2 separate regions of the Homo sapiens genome follow, and region 1 is linked to region 2. A link is an interaction called in ENCODE POLR2A ChIA-PET data of the cell type or tissue named here. Cell type or tissue: A673. All regions are shown on one strand. Each heading gives the region's core, and the rest is flanking DNA. Links, peaks and the distances in the headings are about the cores only.

Region 1 (11,023 bases), core at 1,408-9,407, 96 kb after region 2:
GCAATTGTCATGGAAGAGATGTATTGTCTCAATCTACCAGGTTTCCAAAACCAGAAGTCCTCACTATCTTTCTATTTCAAATAAATTCAATTTAATTCATCTCAATTTATCATGCATATATTGAGAACCTAAAATGCGTCAATTCATTGCTAGACATTGGAGATCAAGAGCTAAGACTCAGTTCCTGCTTTTAAGAAATGTGCAGTCTCGTGGAAAAGGCAAGCATATTTTAAAATTATAACACAATTTGTTAAGTTCACGTCCATTTTACAGAATAAGCAGTGGGAGGGTTAGACTGAAAGGAGACATGGCAAGAGGCCAGAGACCAGTATTATATAGTGATTATTTGACTAAGACATTACAGGGTCTGTAATACTGTTTCCATGCGGGACTTCTTTCCTGACATTTCTCAAGAAATTTATATGTTTTTCTAAGTTCCAAATTTTAGAAAAATCAGTCAAGAAATCAGAAACATGAAAGTATTATAATTCTCCTGTGAGAATTAGAGCTTAACAATTAACAAAGAAACATTACTGGCTCAAAGGAACCCAATGACATCAAGCCAAAAGTAAGAACAGGAACCCTGAGCCACAGAGACAAGTATTAAGGTTGACATATCTGGAAACGGGGCAGAGGCATGTAAGACAGAAGCAGCCACAGCCTAATCAGTCTTTCTTAGGGCTGTGGCCATGGAGTCAGTGTGTGTTGGTAGCCCTGTCTGCTGGTAATCAGTTACTCTTGCAAATAAAATAAATATTAATAAGATTATACATTCAGTAACTGTTATATAAGTCCTATAAGCAGTGTGTCAAGAAATACAAGTTTCGGAAGCAAAATAAATCCCTAAATGGACAATTTTGTCATGCAAATCCACAGGGGTGATGGTAACCTTGTTAGAAGATATGAATGTCATGTTATTTGAGTATTGCCCGAATTGTTGGCATTTTCTAGTGTTTAAATATCTGCTATTCACTGAAGTTCTTTCCAAGTATGTTGACCGCCCAACAAAACTACGAAGAGAATAAATTAATGTTGTTATATAATGTTCTAGTAAGCCACCCGAAACTGACCTAAAATCTGAATTAACAAAAATAGTATATTTTTCAATGGACAAATGAAAACCAGAATAAGCAGATAAAATATTTTCATTGCTAAAAAAGGAAATGAACTTATTTGAAGCAACATGTTCCCTGACTCCCAATTTGAAGATGCTTTTGAACACATCTTTAATCAATCAATTCAATTAATGTAACACAAGATGAAAGATATTTTTCTACATTTGCAATATTTGTCCTAATATTGTCCAAAACTATTTGACAGTGAAATTCATGCCTATGTGTCTTACAATTTTATTAAGGATAATTTTAAAAATATTTAATATTTGTTGTATTATCACTCAATGTACTAATAATCTTTACTTGGCATTGATTTTGTGTTTATTTTCTCTTCTAATGTTTTCTATTATCAAATGTGTATATTAGGTAGAGGCCATTTTTGCATATTATTGAAATATATAATTGTGTCATAGTGTTTCGGTTCATAGCAATAGTAGCAAAGCATTTATTATTATCTCTTTTTCTTTCTTTACAGAAAGCCTCTCAAATTTTTAGTATAACCCTGTTACAGAAAAACTCTTCATTATTTATGATTATGACCAATTTTTATTATTTTAAAAACACGTAAGTAATAAGTCACACTAAATATAGAATAATTTATGAGTTTGCAAATTACTGGGCATTCCATTTTCTTGTTTCTGCATCACAAAAATTAATATCCGTCAGGAATTTGGAAGCAGTGGCCAGTACTAAGACAACCACAGTGGAAATGAAGAGGGAAGAAAAAACTAAAGAGGTATTTAAGAGATAGGATCGCCAGGATTTACTGGCTGACGAGATGTGAGGAATAGGAGAGAAAGAGGAATCTAGACTAGCTCCTAAGCATCTGGTTTTGTTGACTTGGTTGGTACAGGTTTCAGGAAAAAAGGCTGGGGGTGGTAGCAATAGTAGTAGTAGTGGTAATGTTGCTCTTTTGAAATCCATTCTTGATCCTACAGCCAGAGGGATGGTAGCGAGGGGCCTTAGCTCAGCTGAGATTGTCACAGCACATAAAGTTTAAGGAGCCCGGGTTACTTGGCCGGGGATGTCCTCGGGTGTTTGGAGCTCAGCGCAGGGGTTTGTTCAGGAGTGGGAGGCTTGACATTCATCCACAAATAGACGGGAGTTACAATCACGGACATGTCAGTATTTGTTTCCAACTATTTCAGACTTGTTTAACAGATCTCAAGTGTAACAGAAAAGGTGGGTGTTTAGGAGCAATATGGGATAATTATTTTACAGCTTTCTCAGCCTTACCCATTATCTTAGTCATTTTGGCAAACAAAACGTGACAGCTGGTTGTGGCTTTTACCCTCTAGAACTTCCACAGCTACAGATATACATACTGTAAAAAGTAAAGGAGAAATGCCTTCTGTTTTTACTTTAGCTTGAAACCAAAATTTTAGTGAGAAGGAGAAATCTTCTTCTTTCCCCACTCCATTTTCCTTTAGTTACAACAACATTTACACACACACACAGGGAAAAATTATGAAAATAAGTTAAATCAAGTAGAAAAAATACAGTACAGATATGACAAGAGATGAAGAGAGCCCAGCAGAACCACTCTGTCACATTAATACAAAACAGTCAACTTGTGTGACACAAGGACCTCATCCTAATGATTTTTTAAAACTTGAGGCTTCGTGGCCTGTTCTGGTCCATACACTACAGAGCTTAGAGGTAAAGTTGAAGGCTCTAGAGTTGACCGAATTGAGGTTTGAATCCCAACTTCACTGTTCCGGGCTATGTGACCTTAGGTGAGCTATGCAATCCCTCTAAGCTTCAGTTTCTGTATATGTGAAATGAGTCATCCTTGACTTCTCCCATTCTCTAACCTCTCTGTCAGTCATCGACTAAACATTTCTTGTATCTGCTAACTTCTCTCCATCCCCACTGCCATGTCCAAGTTATGGACATCTCGTATGTGGACTGTTACAACACTCTCTAGTTGTTCTCCCCACATCCACGTTGCTCACTGAAATCCATTCTTGAACCTACAGCCAGAGGCATCATTTGAAATCATAAACCTGATCATATCATTCTGCTACTTAAAACCCTGCGATATCTCCCCATTGCCTGTGGAGTTTACCACCACTACCACCTGACAATGGGGTGCCTACCAGAACAGTCTCTGAGCTCCCTCTTCAACCTCCATCTCCTCTACCCCATGCACCTTGACCATTAACCTCCTTTCATCCTTCAAGTCTCAGCTTAGAAGCCACTTTCTCAGGAAGTCTTTTTTCCTCCCCACCCCACACCCTACTTCCTGCCTCTAGGTGTTCCTACAACACGATGTACTTCTCTCATCATGACACGCATCACACTCAATGACAGTTGGCTATTCACTTGTCCATATTCCCAAGTAGAGCATAAGCACCTCAAGAGCAGTTACCCGTTTATCTTGTTCTTGTTGCATCCTCCACCATTTAGCACAGTACTTGGGGTAGAAAGTGCTCAAAAATATTTGTTGCATGAATAAATAAGTGAATCAAACTTCTAATTTCCTGTTTCTAGCTGGGATGTGTTCTTTCATCCTGGCCTTACTTCCTGCTTGCTGTGCTCACTTCATGCTTGGTACTAATCGTGTGATACCGAATCTAGATTCCTAGTTGTTATATATATATCATATATATTTACAGATTAAATATAATATGTACATAATAGATAAATTATAATTACATAAACTTAATATTTAATATATTTAATTGATTGTTCTATAATTGATTGATTATTTGAATGACTTTTATTTATTCATTCTTCCATTTGATCAGCCTTTGACCATCTTATTTTTATAGTAACCATAGCCCACTGGCAGTTTATTTTAATCTATGATTTATGCATTCTACCTTTTCTAATTTTTTATTAATTTTTAAATAATTACTTCTTATATCAGCCACGTTTTTATCAGGAAAATAGAAGCCACTCTGTGTCTTCCAAATATTAATAGTTTTAGACAAGAAAGTGAAGCTTCTGCAACTGTTAGGGAAGCAAAGGTCAAGGAGGCCATTGTTAACACTCTGCTTGGAGCACTGAAGCACACGATTCCCAGGAGCTCACCTGGAAAACTGCAAAACTTGTGAGTCGAGAGATGCTCTAGACATCTATCCCCTCTCGTAGCACAAAAGGCAATTCTCCAAAAGTTCATCTGAAAGCTGCTTTGAACCTTACATCTCTCCATGCGTGTGCCTACAACTGCCACTGGAGAATACTGGCCTTGCCTTCCTCCTTCCTCATACAAGTGCGTCTTCCTGGATGGTCTCTCCTGAACCTCACAGAGAAGAGAATTCTGCAAATTACAACTACAGTCCTGATTTCTCTTCCATGGAGCAGGGAGACATTAGAAGGGGTGGCAGGGATGTTCAGTTGACAACAAATAGCTCCACACACTTGTTCTACGCTCACTGAAAACAGTTATATTAATGACATTGATGACAATAAGCTTAATAAATATTTTGTTTGTCCACTGGGTACCAATGCCCACTTTCCTGTAAAATAACAAAAACTAAATGGTAATGCCCATTCAGTATGGTGCATACAATGAACGTTATGACTGACGCTGAGCTGTCTGCATTACTGTTTTATGACTCTTAAGTGGATAGATGAGTCACATCCTTGTGTCCTACACACAACCCATTAAAAGCAACAGGCCTCTGCAGACCTGGGGAAAAACAAGGCAGTCTTGCACTCTTAGATTTCATTCCTGGCAAAGGTGCTATAAGTCAAAATGATGTAAGCTGAATCAGATTTTCCAGTAGAAACTAAGCCACATTCATTACCAACAGCTTAAAGACCAACCTCTTTATAGAAAATGACCACAGACGTCACAATTAGCTAAATGCAAATGGTATATCTGTAAACAAGTCAATGTAAGCCTTTACAAAACATATAGATACCGAACAGGGCAATACAGAAGTCAACCACCGGATTATAATCGCTATTTAAAATGCTGATATCTTCTAATGATTTTTGTTATATTTACCAAAATGAATAGCATTTGTTCAGGGACTCTTTGGGCACATTCTGAGAGTAATCTTTAAAAAGATCTGTGAGGAAAATTAGGAATGTGCGATATGTTTTGAGAAATAAATCCAGGGATGTGTGCTCCTTAGTGTCCGTCTGCTTATAGTCCCCAAATGTACAAAGCAAAGAATAATTGGCCATTGGGTTTTGCTTTCTGAACTGCTGGCACATAAGTACTAGCTACTTACTACCTTATACCTAAAAATTGCTTTTAAAATGCACAACTTAACCTCCATTTTCACTGAAATTTCTGACATTTTATCCCCTATTACACTATTACAAAGTGTCAGGAGCTCTCAGTTCCTGACCTAGAACAGAAGCCAGGTCCACTAATATATATCAGTGGGTCTGACTCATTAGACTGATTATAAAGGTTGATTTGATTCTGACTCCAGAAATAATTCTTTTGCAGCAGTAGTAGAATTGAATCCTCTAATGGAAAAATGTTACTTTCCAATTAAAAAAAAAAAGACTCCGAAAGAGTGACTATTCAGAATACTTGTAAGTTAAAAGCACTTTCTTTTCCCCCATAAGTGTACTGGAATGTAGAGATCCAAATTCACAGTCTTCTCTGAAAGTCATTATTTTGCTCTAAACCTTTCTGGGATTTCTGTGTGTGAACTGCCTTTTAAATCATCATAATCCAGGTGATGTGATCTATGTCAATCACTTTATGTTCACAAGACAGTTTTCATTTGTCCACGGCCTTTTTTTTCTTCCTCGGTCCCTCTCTTCTCTCCTCCACTTAATCTGCCGGAAATCCAGATCTTCCTTCTCTGTTACCTTCATGCTGGAGCCAGACAGGAGACATTCTTAAGTGCTGGGAGTGGGTACTGGAGCAGGGATAGTGGAGCCCAACCGAGGCTACCTGGGCAGGAAGGAGCACATCATCAGGAAGCAAACTCCAGGCCACGTATACAAAGCATCGCACTCAGAGGATGTCTGTATTCCCAAAGTCATGGACCAGGCAAGTTTTACCAAGTCTCTGGGAACATCCGTGTTCCCATCTGTGAAATGAGTGAGTGGGAGGAGTTAACCTTTCTTCCTTCTCTAACATTGTCTGGCTGTATGGTGTGTATTGTTTGCCTGCTGAAAGAATACAGTAGATATAACTTACTAAACCACTAAAATGGAAATAGTTGCCAGTGGCCGGTGCAAATTTAGATAGAGCAAATTTAACATGTTCGTTTAAATTCTAATACCATATGCAAAGGTGAAGAGACTGGGTGTAATCAGATGCATCCTAGGAAGTGGAATTTCCAGAGACATCTGAATAATGAGAGAAAGAGAGTGAACTTGGCAGTGCCTTAATTCAAGTGGCCAAGTACTGTACGGTTCTGGAAAATGCTGGTCCTCGTTATGTGAGCTCTTCCCATATGCCTTTGACTTCCCCCTGCACCACCTGCCTCCTCCCAAATGCCCTGCTACTCCCTGTTGACCTCCTGGGATTCTCTCCAGCGTGGAACCTTTCCTAACCGACTGGCTACACATTGTGACTTTTCCTGCTGAGAGCACTGGTCAGGTTCTAAACCCATAACCCTTGACCCCCCCCAAGTACACTAAAAGCCATTAACCTGAGGCCAAGATGTAATCTCAATATTTGATTCAATTCTCTTGAAAGCTGCCCACAATTTCCCATTATCAATGTATGCTGTTTAATTTAGATTATAGGCTCTTAGAGGGAAGGGACCACATTTGTGTATTTCGTCTGATTTGGCGCTGAATTTCTGCATTTAGCAGGTAATCTTTGGATTAACTCTCAAGAGAAAAGATGGCCTCGGGCTTAATAAAAGTTGATCCCAGCTCATATCATGTTCCAAAATTACAGTTGACAGATGATCACCACAGACGTTCCTGCTGTCATACTCTGTAAATGTAAGGAGGACCAAGGTCACCTGTGGACGGGTGGGTGGAGCTGCCTGCCCAGGGTTGTAGTCCAGGCTCCTCTGTTGGAGCTGTTCTTCATGGTTTTCCTCAGAAGAAATAGGGCATCCGCCTGTATTCATATGGGTCTTCCTTCCCAGCTTTGGCTGTGCTTTGGAGATTCTTCAGAAAGGGATGAACCCAATCACCTCTCCTGTCTGAGAAGCTGAGGGATGTACTAACCTGCTGGGGATGGATGAGTGGGTAGATAGATGGAGCTAGCAGGAGACCTCTGTCATTTAGGCCAACCCCTTCATTTTATAGGAAACTGGAATCCAGAGACAAGTAGTGACATGCTCTCTTATGCTACTGAGAGTCTCACTGTTTGAATTCCATGTGATCTTTTGTGCTTCTGCTAGAAATACAGTTAGGTTAATTCTTAAACAACTTTCCTTCCAGAATCCTAGAGAGCCAAGGAACTGTAGGACCACTGTTACTAACCCCAGAGCCACTAGTACCAGTCCCACCTCCAAAGTCCCAAGAAATTAAGTAAGCAAATAAACACACAAGTACATTTCAGCTAAACAGATAATCACAAGGTATATCTTTTAAATTCCCAGGCTGATGAGGTCGTTAAATAATCTAGAAGGAAGAAACTAAGCCAAAACAAATACTATAAAATACAACTGGAATAACTGACTAAGAAAGATAAAAGAATCCCAGATTTCATATCCATAAAACCCAGATGAGTATCTCATTGATGTAAACAAAGTATGTGTGTGTGTGTGTGTGTGTGTGTGTGTGTGTGTGTGTGTGTGTGTAGATAGATAGATCCTCTTCTATAGGTGTTTTGAGTCACCACTAGAAAGAATACATGTGGCCACTTTGGGAGGCCGACGCAGGAGGATCACAAGGTCAGGAGATCGAGACCATCCTGGCTAACACGGTGAAACCCCGTCTCTATTAAAAATACAAAAAATTAGCCAGGTGTGGTGGCGGGTGCCTGTAGTCCCAGCTACTCGGGAGGCTGAGGCAGGAGAATGGCTTGAACCCAGGAGGCGGAGCTTGCAGTGAGCCGAGATCGCGCCACTGCCCTCCAGCCTGGGCAACAGAGCAAGACTCCGTCTCAAAAAAAAAAGAATACATGTGGCACTCCAATATCCTAGGGAAGTGGGCTATGGTTACATTCACGGGGCGGACTGTCTGAGAAAATATTGTAGTAACCGAGGTGCTTGTGCTGTTGGGGCTAGGCTGTAAAAATTAGACTCTCCTCCTTCATACCATTAAACATCACAATGCCTAGTACTGACAGAAACCCCCTAAAGCTGGGTGACAGACAGCAGAAGCTATTATGAAACTCCCCCCAGTGATATCAAGACTTCTTCCTGGAAGAAGACAGTGACTGATGTGACTCTTCATCTGAGTCATCTCATGGTGTACAGAAGCTGTTTCTCTCTGTCCTGCCTCTTAGGAGGGCACGCTGCCCATTGGAAACTGACTCCAGGCAGTGTGAGGAGTAAGGCCAGCTCATATTGTTTATAGGCACTTTAGAACCTCGGTCATCTCCTAGTGATCTACAGTGTTTGGTTTCTTCCTGGGACAGAGGAGTGCTCTGTAAATCAAGCCCTTCTTGGTTCGTCAGCCCTCTGTCAATGTTTGCTGAGTCCTCAAGTCAAAGGCAAGTCGGAACAGTGTGGAGACTTTGGCAAAGGGCTTGTTCCCCAGTGTTCAACCTCTCCATTTTGATGAAACAATTCTAGGGTGAGGTTGGCCCTAGGAATTATTTCTCTGACTCATATTCCCTTTCCTCTTTTCACACACTCAGAATGCACCATGCTGAGCACCTCATAGCCCCGAGCAGAGAGAGGCCAGGGTTGGGGCAAAGCCCTACTGGGGCCCACTCCCAAGACTGAGAAGACAAACAGGGAGGCGTCTCTCCCAAGCCAATTTCTTTCATCACCCAAAGCTATTTAGGGACACCATTGCCACACACTTCATGAAGAAACCCCAAACTGGTTCTAGCTCTCAGAGGTGGGAATAGACCTACTTAAGTTCTATGAACAAAGAATAGAGAATTAAGCCAAGCAAAGAGATAGGCAGTAGGTTTGATATCTGCCTTTCCTGTCGGGAAGAGGAGCAAGGGGCCGCTGCATCTTTAGAGACTTGAGCTAACGACAGACACAGATCCTGGCCCCGAAAAGCAGTTGGACTGTTTGTGGGCATCGTGTTCCATGCTTCATCTTTCATCATCTGATTCAGCAGACATTAACTCTGTTGGCTCTTAGAGTGCAAATGATGAAGACAGAACACCAACCTTCAAGCAATCCACAATTTAGAAGGGAAGGCAGACACGCAAACAGTTTCCATATAATCGGTAGGTATTAAGGCAGACTTATGCATAGAGTGCTATTTTGCTTTTCCCAAGGACACAGGTGGTAACACACACACACACACACACACACACACACACACACACACTCTAGAACATAAGCTCAGTATTGTTATATGTCTCCACTCATGATTGGAGTCGCAGGAATATTTCAGGTGGAGCAAGAGAAGCTCTACCAGCACTGAGAATTGAAAGTCTGCACAAGGGCCTCCTGTGTTCTACCACTGTCTTGAAGGTGCTCCCACTCTCAACATTTCACAAGCACTAGCTCACTCCGTCTGAAACAAAAAGAGTGAGTATACAAAAAGCCTGTAAAATACATAACACACTGCCTCCTTATGGGAGGCGTCCTGTGTCTCACACTCTCTGGAGAACAGAGAAGATGTGGTTGTCAGCTATCCACAGATCTGACCTTGGCTGACCTTCTGTAACTCTGAACAAGGCTATGCTTTTCTATACTGGGAATCCTTTGAATAGAATAAGATGTTTGAATAGAAATGAGGTTTTATCGGAAAGTGAAGTTGGAGAGTATTAAAATGATGATGAAAAGTGTCATTTATTCACTAATTTATGCATTCATTATGTCTGTTCTTCACAATTATATTTGGATGTCTGTTGTGTGTTAATACGTTGGTGCAAAAGTCACGTATGTGTAGGAGGTAAAGATGAATAAAATGTGCCTGACCTCAAAAAGTTACCCTCAGTGTGAGAAACTTGAGTTCATCAATTAACAAAAATTCAAAGAGGAATGACACAAGTGCTCTAATAGAAATGTATCAGGGTTCCAGCTTTGGTTCTGTACCTAAGAAGCTTAAAAGTTGTCATTCTGCAGCAACAAGTACAAATTTGAACAAACTAAAAAACCAACAACTCTTCTTAGATCTGTAAGAGAAATGAGGTCACAGGGCAAACTGCTGCTCTCAAAATTGGAGAGCTAGACAGGCAGATACAGAGAGTCACAACTAACCGGAGCAGAAACCCATGAGCAAACCTCTGTGAGATCCAGCACCTGGAGAGGAAACCATGAATTGCTGGAGGCTGAGTATGGATAAGTTTAGGAGTTAAAAACACCAGAGAAACCCAGTAACAGGGGTCGAGGTTGGGGGCACACTTTTGTGAGTTTTACCTCCAAGAGCTTGACCAGTTTCTCATGGTGAATACTGGGGGGAAAATCTCCTTGTGCTCCTGGCAGAAGGAAAGAGAGGAATCATTTTGAAATATGCCAGAGCACTCTGTTCTTTTTAACAAGATATGCCCTCAGGAGAAACTATTTAACTAGCACCTAAACTGCAGGGGTTTTATCAGAGTCTTACTGACCTAGGGGAAGGAAAACACCCAACTACAGCTAGCCCTAGCCTTCCCCGTGGGAGAAGGAAAATACCCAACTCAAGCACACCCTAGTCATTCCTTCCCACCTAAGGGGAGTCCAGAGGAGACTGAGAAATATTTGTGAAGTTCACAGTCCAAAGGCGTAGGTTCCCTAAAAGACTAAGACCTAATCATAGACTATAGAATGCTTCCTCTACCCACGTACCTTACCATAACATTACTAAAGAATTATTTACAGCAATTTCTTTAACCCAGTATATCACGTCCAGCTATCAAGAAAAAATTACAAGGCAAAAGACATGGTTTGAAGAAACAGAGCTCCTGCCTC
Region 2 (11,023 bases), core at 1,514-9,513:
TGAAGAAGCAAAAGCAGAAACCCCTGATAAACCCATCAGATCTTGTGAGGCATATTCACTATCACGAGAATAGCACTGGAAAGACCAGCCCCCATGATTCAATTACCTCCCCCTTGGATCCCTCCCACAACATGTGGGAATTCTGGGAGATACAATCCAAGTTGAGATTTGGGTGGGGACACAGCCAAACCATATCATTCTACCCCTGACCCCTCCAAATCTCAAGTCCTCACATTTCAAAACCAATCATGCCTTCCCAGCAGTCCCCCAAAGTCTTAACTCATTTCAGCATTAACCCAAAAGTACCCGGTCCAAAGTCTCATCTGAAACAAGGCAAGTCCCTTCTGCCTATGAGCCTGTAAAATCAAAAGCAAGCTAGCTACTTCCTAGATACAATGGGGGTATAGGTATTGAGTAAATACAGCCATTCCAAATGGGAGAAAATGGCCAACACAAAGGGGTTACAGAGCCCATGCAAGTCTGAAATCCAGCAGGGCAGTGAAATTTTAAATCTCCAAAATGACCTCCTTTGAATCCAGATCTCACTTCCAGGTCATGCTGATGCAAGAGGTGGGTTCCCATGGTCTTGGGCAGCTCCACTCCTGTGGCTTTGCAGGGTGGAGCCTCCCTCCTGGCTGCTTTCATGGGCTGACTTTGAGTGTCTGTGGCTTTTCCAGGCACATGGTGCAGGCTGCCAGGGGATCTATCATTCTGGGGTCTGCAGAATGGTGGCGCTCTTCTCACAGTTTGACTAGGCAGTGCCCCAGTAGGGACTCCGTGCGGAGACTTTGACTCCACATTTCCCTTCCACACTGCTCTAGCAGAGGTTCTCTATGAGGGCCCCACCCCTGCAGCAAAACTTTTGCCTGGGCACCCAGGCATTTCCAGACATCTTCTGAAAACTAGGTGGAAGTTCCCAAACCTCAATTCTTGACTTCTGTGCACCTGTAGGCTCAACACCATGTGGAAGCTGGCAAGGCTTGAGACTTCCACTCTCTCTGAAGCCACAGCCCGAGCTCTACGTTGGCCCCTTTTAGCCATGGCTGGAGTGGCTGGGACACAGGGTACCAAGTCCCTACACTGCACACAGCATGCGGACCCTGGGCCTGACCTACAAAACCACTTTTTCCTCCTGGGCCTCTGGGCCTGTGATGGGAGGGGCTGCTTTGAAGGTCTCTGACATGGCCTGGAGACATTTGCCTGTGGTCTTGGGGATTAACATTAGGCTCCTTGCTAACTTATGCAAATTTCTGCAGCCAGCTTGAATTTCTTCTCAAAAAATGGGTTTTTCTTTTCTACTGCATTGTCAGGCTGCAAATTTTCTGAACTCCTATGCTCCATTTCCATTTTAAATTGGAATGTTTTTAACAGCACCCAAGTCACCTTTTGAATGCCTTGCTGCTTAGAAATTTCTTCCACCAGATACTCTAAATCATCTCTCTCAAGTTCAAAGCTCCACAAATCTCTAGGACAGGGGCAAAATGCTGCCAGTCTCTTTGCTAAAACATAACAAGAGTCACCTTTGCTCCCATTCCCAACAAGTTCCTCATCTCCATCTGAGACCACCTCAGCCTGGACCTTATTGTTCATATCACTATCAGCATTTTTGTCAAAGCCATTCAACAAGTCTCTAGGAAGTTCCAAACTTTCCCATATTTTCGTGTCTTCTTCTCAGCCCTCCAAACTGTTCCAACCTCTACCTGTTACCCAGTTCCAAAGTTGCATCCACATTTTCAGGTATCTTTTCAGCAATACCCCACTCTACTGGTACCAATTTACTGTATTAGTTTGTTTTCACGCTGCTTTCACATGTTAATTGGACTTACAATTCCACGTGGCTAGGAAGGCCTCACAATCCATGGCAGGAGGCAAAAGGCACTTCTTACATGGCAGTGGCAAGAGAAAATGAGGAAGAAGCAGAAGTGGAAACCCCTGAAAAACCCATCAGATCTCATGAGATTTATTCACTATCACTAGAATAGCATGGAAAAGACCAGCCCCAGTGATTCAATTACCTACCTCTGGATCCCTCCCACAACACATGGGAATTCTGAGAGATACAATTCAAGTTGAGATTTGGGTGGGGACACAGCCAAACCATATCACATGGCAATATGCATCTCTCCTTCAAATGCAATTTTTAGTTTGGTCGCTCTCAACCCTTGACTTACCATATTTCCTTTCTTGAAACTCTTCAATCAAATTCTGTTGTTCTGGATGGGCATGGTGGCTCACGCCTGTAATCCCAGCACTTTGGGAGGCTGAGGTGGGCAGATCACTTGAGGCCAGGAGTTTGAGACCAGCCTGGCCAACACGGTGAAACCCCATCTCTACTAAAACTACAAAAATTATCTGGGTGTGGTGACACTCACCTGTAATCTCAGCTACTTGGGAGGCTGAGGTGGGAGAATCGCTCGAATCCAAGAGGTAGAGGTTGCAATGAGCTGAAATCTTGTGCCACTGCACTCCAGCCTGGGTGATAGAGTGAGACTCTATCTTAAAAAGAAAAAAAAATCTGTTGTTCTAAGGATAAAGGTCAAACCTCTACATGCCCCAAAGCCCCTCTTGGAATGGTCCCCACCTTCCCCAGTCTCATGCCACATCTTGCCGCTCTTTGCTCTCTAACTCTAGCCTCACTGGCTTCCTTTCACTTTCCTGAATGCATGATGATTCACCCTTTGCACATACTATCCCCTCTATCCTAAATACTGTTCTCTGCTCTCAGAGAAAGCTCCAGCAGGTCTCCCCTTTACATATTCTTACGGTCACATGTACCTCTTCTTGGTAGCACTTATCACTGAAGTGAATTTATCTGTAGCTGTGGGGTTAATTATCTCCCCCTGCTAGACTGCAAGGGTGGTGAGGACAGGGACTCTGTTTGACTTTAGTAACCACTTTGTTTTTTATTTCTAGCATGGAAATATGGGCCATATGTTGTAGTTAAGAAGACATAGCATCCAGATACTCTTTCAAGGAAACAATTGTTTCCTGTCTGCAGGGAACATGGTCATCAGACAGTCTTCAGCTGTCAGCAACTTTAGCAGCAGCCTCAGTTGCATAGAGCAGTATCTCTGAAGGTAACCCTTCTTGAGGCAGTCCACATTTGGTACAGTAAAGCAGAGTTCAGTGGGTTTAATGGTGGCCCCAGAAAGACAGATCCATGTCCCAACCCTAAAACCTGTGAACGTGACCTTTTTTAGAAAAAGCGTTTCTGGAAATGTAATTAAGAATTTTCTTTTTTTCCAACTTTTAATTTAGGTTCAGGGGGTACCTCTGCAGGCTTGTTACATGAGTAAATCGCATGTCACAGGGATTTAGTGTACAGATAATTTTGTCACCCAGGTAATCAGCATCATACCCAATCGGTAGTTTTTTCAATCCTCACCCTCCTCCCACCCTCCACCCACAAGTAGGCCCCAGTGTCCATTGTTCCCTTCTTTGTGTCCACGTGTACTCATTGTTTAGCTCCTGCTTATAAGTGAGAACATGCAGTATTTGGTTTTCTGTTCCTGTGTAAATTCAAATACCCTCCAGTTCCATCCATGTTGCTGCAAAGGACATAATTTCATTATTTTGTATGGCTGTGTAGTATTCCATGGCATATATGTACTGCATTTTCTTTATCCAATCCACCAAGCTAATAATCTTGAGATATGATCATTTTGGATTCAGGATGAACCTTAAGTCCAGTGACAGATGCCCTTACAGGAAAAAGGCACAGGGATGTCAAATACACGTTATTATATATTTGTCTAAACCTAAGAATGTACAACACCCAAAAGTAAACCCTAATGTAAACGATGAGCTTTTGTGATGACGATGTGTCAATGCAGCTTTATCAATTGTACAAGTGCCCACTCTGGTGGGGGTGTTGATAATGGGGAGGCCGTGCCTGTGTGGGGGCAGAGGTACATGGGAAGTCTCAATATGTTTCTCTCAATTTTTCTGTGAGCCTAAAATTGCTCTAAAAAAACAAAGTCTTCTAGACACAAACTAAATAAAACAAATATGTAAAAGGCAAAGGGAGATTTGAGACAGCCCACAGAGAAGGCCAGGTGAAGACAGAGGCAGAGACTGTAGTGATGTGGCCACAAGCCAAAAAATGCCAGGAGCCACCCAGAGCTGGAAGAGGAAAGGAACGGTTCTCCCCAGAGCCTTGGAGGGAGCACAGCCCTGCCAACACCTTGATTCCAGACTCTGGCCCCTAGAACTGTGGAAACACAAAGTTCTGTTGTTTTGAGCCACGTAGTCTGTGATAGCTTGTTATAGCTGCCCTAGGAAACGAACACACAGGGGCATAAAGACCTCATATTTGGGCCACGGGGGATGACTCTGATGAGCAGTTCTGGCTCCAGAGCTCACTGCTGGGTTCCTGGGATTCCATCAGGCCTGCATCAGGGTTCAACTTCTGCTGCCCATTTCTGCTTTCTTCCTTCTTCCTTTCACAGGCTTTGACCCCCAATAAACATCTCGCACTCCATACTGACTGCTTCTAGTGAGCCCAGTGTGGCACACCATAATAAGATTTTTGTTAAATAAATAAAGTAGACAGTAAATTCCTGGAAAGCAAAATCCATGTCTTATTCATGTTTACAACCTTAGAGCTTAGCACAGTACTTCACACATAATAGATGTCCAACAACAATTTGTTAAATGAAGGAAAGAATGCATGAACATATAAGTGGATTATGTTGAATCTATAGATTGAAATGTATTTTAGTTAAATGTTTTCATATATCTCTTGTGAGCCTACACTGAGGGAGGGAGGGAAGGAGGGAGAGAGGGAGGGAGGGAGAGAGGGAGGAAGGAAGGAAGGAAGGAAGGAAGGAAGGAAGGAAGGAAGGAAGGAAGGAAGGGAGGGAGGGAGGGAGGGAGGCAGGGAGGGAGGGAGATTGTTTCAGGCTGTGTCTTAAACTCGTCTAAGCTCTGTCATCAGCCTCCTATAAGGGTAGGGCTGGAGAGGATACAGTCTCTAGAAAGGACAGCTCTTCCCCTTGAGGGCAACATTTTTGCCCTTGCAGAGCTAAGACTCTTCCTATCAACATGCAGAAATAATTCTACCACCCTGCCCCCAGCCCTTCTCACATAAATCCTAAGGATAAACATTTTTAATGTGAGGAGCAAAAATACAACAGAAGGAACATGCTGCAACAAGGCGGTGGATTGTGCATGAAGGAGAAGAAGTCGCCACTATTTTTAACAGTGGGAAAGACCCCATGAAGGAGATGGGATTTCACACTGGCTTTACCTCACAGCATGTTTCAGGGGCACAGGACCTTAGAGGTGACCTACTGCAGTGCCTTCTTTTATAGATGAAGAAACTGAGGCTCAGAGAAAGAAGTGATTTGCTGAAGGTCTTACTACCAGGCTAGTAGCAAAGATGAGGCTGGAGCCTCAGAGTTCTTTTCTATAAATCTTACCAGGGTACTAGGAAGGGAAGAATAAAAGGAGAGAAGGGGGAAGTGAGACAGAAGTGGCAAAATGAATAAGGTCTCAGTCTCTGTAGGGGGAAGGAGATAATCAGCCTCTGACTAGATACTTTAGACAGATTGTATTAATTATTCCCTGCAACGACTCTGTGAAACAAAATGTGCTGTCTTCATTTTATTATCTAGGATAGTGAAATAAGAAATGCTGGGTGAGTTGTCCAGGTAAACGGTGGAGTTAGGATTCAAACCCTGGTCTGTCTCACTCCAAAGACAGTACTTTATCCAGGAGAGCATGTTATAAGGGAGAAGGGTGGAATGAAAGTAGGAAGTGGAATGAAGGGATGGTGATGGGCAGGTTAACTGGGGAACACTGCCAAGGAAAACAGGAGGGGGGTTTGAGTAGCCCAGAATCCCCAGAAGAAGACCATAAAGCTCAGAGTGGTAGAAGAGGACAGTGAAACAGTTCTCATCTCCAAATGCCTAAGAACAAGGGGGAGATGGCAGGAGTGTCTACATCTGGAGTTTGAGTCATGGGTTTGTGTTAAAGGTGGAACCCTGGGCAGGTAGAAGGGCCATCATTATCCCTGCAGGAGGTAACTACCACCCAGATGCATGAAGGGCATGACTCTGGACATGGTGAGAAATAGAGAGATATGGAAGATGAATTAATGAAGGGGTGGGAACAGTTGGGATGGACAGAGCAAGGGGCTGCATGGAGTTCTGAGTGATGACTGAGAAGCTCCCTCCTTGAGAAGCACTTCAGTGGACATGCTGCTCAGGTCAACAAGAAAGCTGCACCTGGGAGAAGAATCCCAAGTGGCCAAGAGCAGCTCTGCTCTGCTCTCATTAAAGTGAACTCAAGGGACTTTGGCTTAGCGATGTCACTTCCATGTCTCATTGCTTTGGTCCAGGCCCTGGTCATCTTGCATGGCGACCTTGGAAGAATTTGTTAACTCGTCTCTTGCCTCTTCCAGTCTAGTCCCCTCCTCCAAACAACCCTCTTATTTTTTCCAAAATGGACCTTTGCAGGTCACAAGTCAGATTTGATCACTACCCAACCTTAAACGCTCAAAGATTAAAAACTCTTGTGCGCTGACCCAAGCTACTCATCTCCTACCTCTCCTCACCATTCCCCATACCAGAGCTGCTTTGAACTTAACACTATTCTATCAACAGGATGCAGTCTTTCACAGTGCCATGTTCTGCAGCTGCTTCTTCCTCTCTCTAGAATTCTGCAATCTCCATCCTTCACCGCCAGGTTTGTACCTGGCAAACACCTTCAGGATGATGCTTAAAGCCTTCCATTTAAATTATCCCTCTTACTTTCAAAAGAGAGCAGTGGTTCTCAGAATCTAAGTGTGAATCTGGGGAACTTAAAATATACTCATACATGAATCCCACCCCAGAATTTCTGTTTTAACTGGTCCAGGATATGGGATTGGCCTGGGCATTGGGATTTTATTTTATTTTATTTTAGAGATGGAGTCTCACTCTGTTGCCCAGGCTGGAGTGCAGTGGCACAATCTCGGCTCACCGTAACCCCCGCCTCCCAGATTCAAACGATTCTCCCGCCTCAGCCTCCTGAGTAGCTGGGACTACATGCACATGCCACCACGCCCAGCTAATTTTTGTATTTTTTAGTAGAAATAGGGTTTCACCATGTTGGCCAGGCTGGTCTCAAACTCCTTACCTCAGGTGATCCACCCGCCTCAGCCTCCCAAAGTGCTAGGATTATAGGAGTGAACCACCGCGCCTGGCTGGGATTTTTTTCTAAAACCCTGGAATTCAAATGTGCAGCAGACATTGAGAAACCATGGTGTAGAGTTTAAACTGCTTAACATTTTAAATGAGATCCTTCATCAGACCTGCTATGAGAAACATGATGCTATTTTCAATTAATGTAATCAGCGTGACAAGAAACCTAAAGAGAAGAGTCATAAATTATAATGACCACAGCTGTTAGTGACTACAGCTCTTACTTAAGGAATCAAGGGGAGTGGTTCTGACTTGTAAGTATTATAGGAATTTAGAGATGGAGAGTTTTTGTCTACATAAATAGGATAGTAATTAAACCGAGCCTTGAAGAATGAGAAATTCAACTTTCCACTACTTTGAATGGATTAGTGGAAAAAGGGGTGAACATTTTCATTAGAGAAAGGGCAGAAGGTAAGAAGATATAGGCTGAAACAAGGGTGAACACATTCAATCCTGGGTGCTTTCAAAATACTTTGCCTGTATGAACTTGTTTAATCTGCATAGTATCCCTAAAATATCCCCATTTTATACTAATACTAATATCTCCATTTTATAAATAAGAAAACTGAGGTACAGGGAGTTAGGTAATTTGCCAAAAATCACACAACCACCAAGAGAAAATCATAGTTTAAAGAATGAGTGAAGGATCTCACCCAACTGATGTAGTTTGGATGTTTGTTCCCTCCAAATCTCATGTTGATATGATCCCCAATGTCGGAGGTGGGGCCTAGTGGGAGGTATTGGATTATGGGGGCAGATGCCTCATGAATGGTTTAGGACAAACCCCTTGATAATTAGTAGATTCTCACTCAGCTCACAGAAGATCTAGTTGTTTAAAAGAATCTGGAACCGGCCGGGCACAGTGGCTCACGCCTGTAATCCCAGCACTCTGGGAGGCTGAGGCAGGCAGATCATGAGGTCAAGAGATCGAGACCATCCTGGCCAACATGGTAAAACCCCGTCTCTACTAAAAATACAAAAATTAGCTGGGCATGGTGACATGCACCTGTAGTCCCAGCTACTTGAGAGGCTGAGGCAGGAGAATTGCTTGAATCCAGGAGGCAGAGGTTGCAGTTAGCCAAGATTGTGCCACTGCACTCCAGCCTGGCAACAGAGTGAGACTCCATCTCAAAAAAAAAAAAAAAAAAAAAAAAAGAATCTGGAACCTCCTTGCTCTTGTTCTTGTTCTCATTCTCACCATGTGATACACTGGCTTTCCCTTCACCTTCTGCCATGATTGGAAGCTTCCTGAAGCTCTCACCAGAAGCAGATGCTTGTATCATGCTGCCTGTACAGCCTGTAGAACTGTGAGCTAATTAAATCTCTTTTCTTTATAAATTACCCAGTCTCAGACATCTCTTTATATCAATACAAGAACGAACTAACACAGAAAATTGGTACTGAGGAGCGGTGCATTGCTATAAAAATACCTGAAAATGTGGAAGCAGCCTTGGAACTGGGTAATGGGCAGAAGTTGGAAGGGTTTGGAGGACTCAGAAAATATGAAGACAAGGCAAAGTTTGGAATTTCTTACAGAATGGCTAAACGGTTGTGACCAAAATGCTAATAGAGATATGGACAGTGAAGTCCAGACCGACAAGGTCTCAGATGGAAATGAGGAAGTTATAGGAAACAGGAGTAAGGGTCACTCATATTTCACACTAGAAAAAAGCTTTGCTGCATTGTGTCAAAGTCCTAGGGATCTGTGGAAGGTTGAACTTAAAAGTGATGACTTACCGCATTTGGAAAAAGAAATTAATAAGCAGTAAAGCATTCAAGAGGTGGCATGGCTGTTTTTAACAACCTATGATCAGATGTAGAAGCAAATAAAAGTTGATACTTATATTTAAAAGAAAAGCAGAGCACAAAAGTTTGATAAATTTGCAGGATGGTCATGTGCTAGAAAAAGCAGCAGCATTTTGAGGGGAGGAATTCAAGAAGGCTGTGGAGTACTTGCCAAAGAGACTAGCATGACTGAAAGAGAACCAAGTGCTAATATTCAAGCCAAGGGGAAGAAGGCCTCAAATGCATTTTAAAAGTCTTTTGTTCAGCCCCTTCCAACAGAGGCCCAGAGGCTTAGTGATAGAGGCAGGAGGCAGACAAATGCCTAGGCAGATAGGGGCAGATCCCTGGTGAAACCCCACCTTCAAGCTGGAAACTGTCCCAGGTAAATCCTCAGACTGGATTGAAATACAAGCACAACAAGGTTTTAAGGCACTAGTCTGATCTTTAACAAAAATTTATAAAGGGTTATAAAAGGTTTATAAGAATCTCACCTCATGGTCAAACTGGTTAAGATCAGACAAATTATCTATAAGGTTTCATTTAAAAATTGGGGTTGACATTAATAGTTGACTAATACAAGGGTAAAGTTTGCCTTTCTCTCCCTTGAACAAGATTTTCATGTAATAGTAAAGGACAATGAAAGTTTTTTGCCTTTAAAAAAAAATTCTTGAGTCATCATTTTGGCTAAATGACTTGTGGTAACCCGGAATTTTATTTCATATATCAAATGCTTTGAACATCTAACATATTTAAGAGGCTTTCCAAAATTGAACTTCAGCTTCAAAAATTGTTTTTTCTGACCCCTAGCTTTTGGATGCTATGCAGGACCCCTGGAGCATCCAAAAGAGAGGTAAATAGGATTATTTGACATGTTTAGGTACATGAGATTGCCAAAGTGATGTTTAATCTTCTTTAGGTTATATTTTAGTGAATAATAATAATATGTGTTCCAAAATTGTATGGGATTTCTAAAATCTAATGTCTGAGTATATGCTATCAATCATAATTAAGATTATTATGTTAAGTTATTATAAACCATAGAAATCACCACATTTATTTGTCAATCATGTTTGACTGTAACTACCCTGGATATTTTGTCATTCACAGACGGTTGTTGTCTTGCTTTGATCCTTTTCAAAAGATGGTTTATAATCAGCTATAGGACTTTGGCAAGTGCTCTCAAATGCAGGTTTCTGATAACTTTGGACATTGTGACACTGGAATAAAGGAAAAATGTACAGGACTCATGAAGAGCTGAAATGTCCATGAATATCAAGCAGAACAAGAGTTAACAGAATGGACTGAACTAATAGAAAACTGAAGTAATCTTTTCAACCTTTTGCTTAAAACATTGCTGATTCTTGTTTTGTTTTTCAGAATCAAGGAAACTTCTATTTTGAGCTATTTACAGTCTTTAATAATTGAGTAAGGTATACTCCTGTGAACAAAATTTGGAGCATATTTGTTTCTCTCTGCCTGGCTTCTCCAGAATTTGGAAACTATCTGTGAGTATTCTTAACCTATGGCAATATAGTTATTAGCCTCAGTGCAGTAGGAATCCATTTTCTTTTGCAACAGGACACAATTGGAGAAACTGATTGTTTTACCAAAGCTTTGACTGGAAGGATGTGCTTCCCTTTAAGGAATCTAGATTGACTTGCAGAGCCAATAAGAGCTCCTTGGGAAAACTGGCCTCATATCTCATCTATACAGTCACTGTACAGGGTTCTTAACCTGTGGTGAGTAAAGAATGTCACTTTCTAACAGGCCCAGGAGCCCCATGTTCTTGGGACCTCAAGAAGAGAGTAATTTAACCAATTCATAGGTATTTGATAATACAAACCCATGGCTGGGCTCAGCTTTAAAAGGCCTTATCTGAGATTTCTTGTGGAACAGAGTTCCACCAAAACCAATTTAAAAGCCTATGTGAAAAATAATTATTCTTGCTGCACTTTATGCAAATAATCAGGCCAAGTATAAGACTAAAGTCTATTTTGCAAACAACTCAGTCTTATCATGATTTGCTTTTGACAAAAATGAGGACTGGAGAAGAG

The links. ChIA-PET counts read pairs that join two places held together with the same protein. Peaks named below come from ENCODE experiments on the same cell type or tissue, not always from the same donor. Only the 100,000 strongest peaks of a DNase experiment are listed, where the experiment ranks them.
Region 1: POLR2A ChIA-PET joins it to region 2 with 12 read pairs; 2 of 35 experiments call an interaction of 5 or more read pairs at or near these places.

What each region holds. Positions count from the first base shown.
Region 1 is chr11:129,634,795-129,645,817 of GRCh38, forward strand. No RefSeq gene overlaps it. Among named protein-coding and RNA genes, the nearest start is that of LINC01395, 23 kb to the left of the region's middle. RefSeq lists an enhancer at 4,386-5,585. In A673, for the core only: no CTCF peak of the experiment used is centred there; DNase peaks (open chromatin) are centred at 3,557, 4,727 and 8,807; H3K27ac peaks cover 2,420 bases.
Region 2 is chr11:129,539,113-129,550,135 of GRCh38, forward strand. No RefSeq gene overlaps it. Among named protein-coding and RNA genes, the nearest start is that of LINC01395, 73 kb to the right of the region's middle. In A673, for the core only: CTCF peaks have their summits at 4,076 and 4,343; DNase peaks (open chromatin) are centred at 4,629, 4,979, 5,799 and 7,359; H3K4me3 peaks cover 1,157 bases; H3K27ac peaks cover 5,104 bases.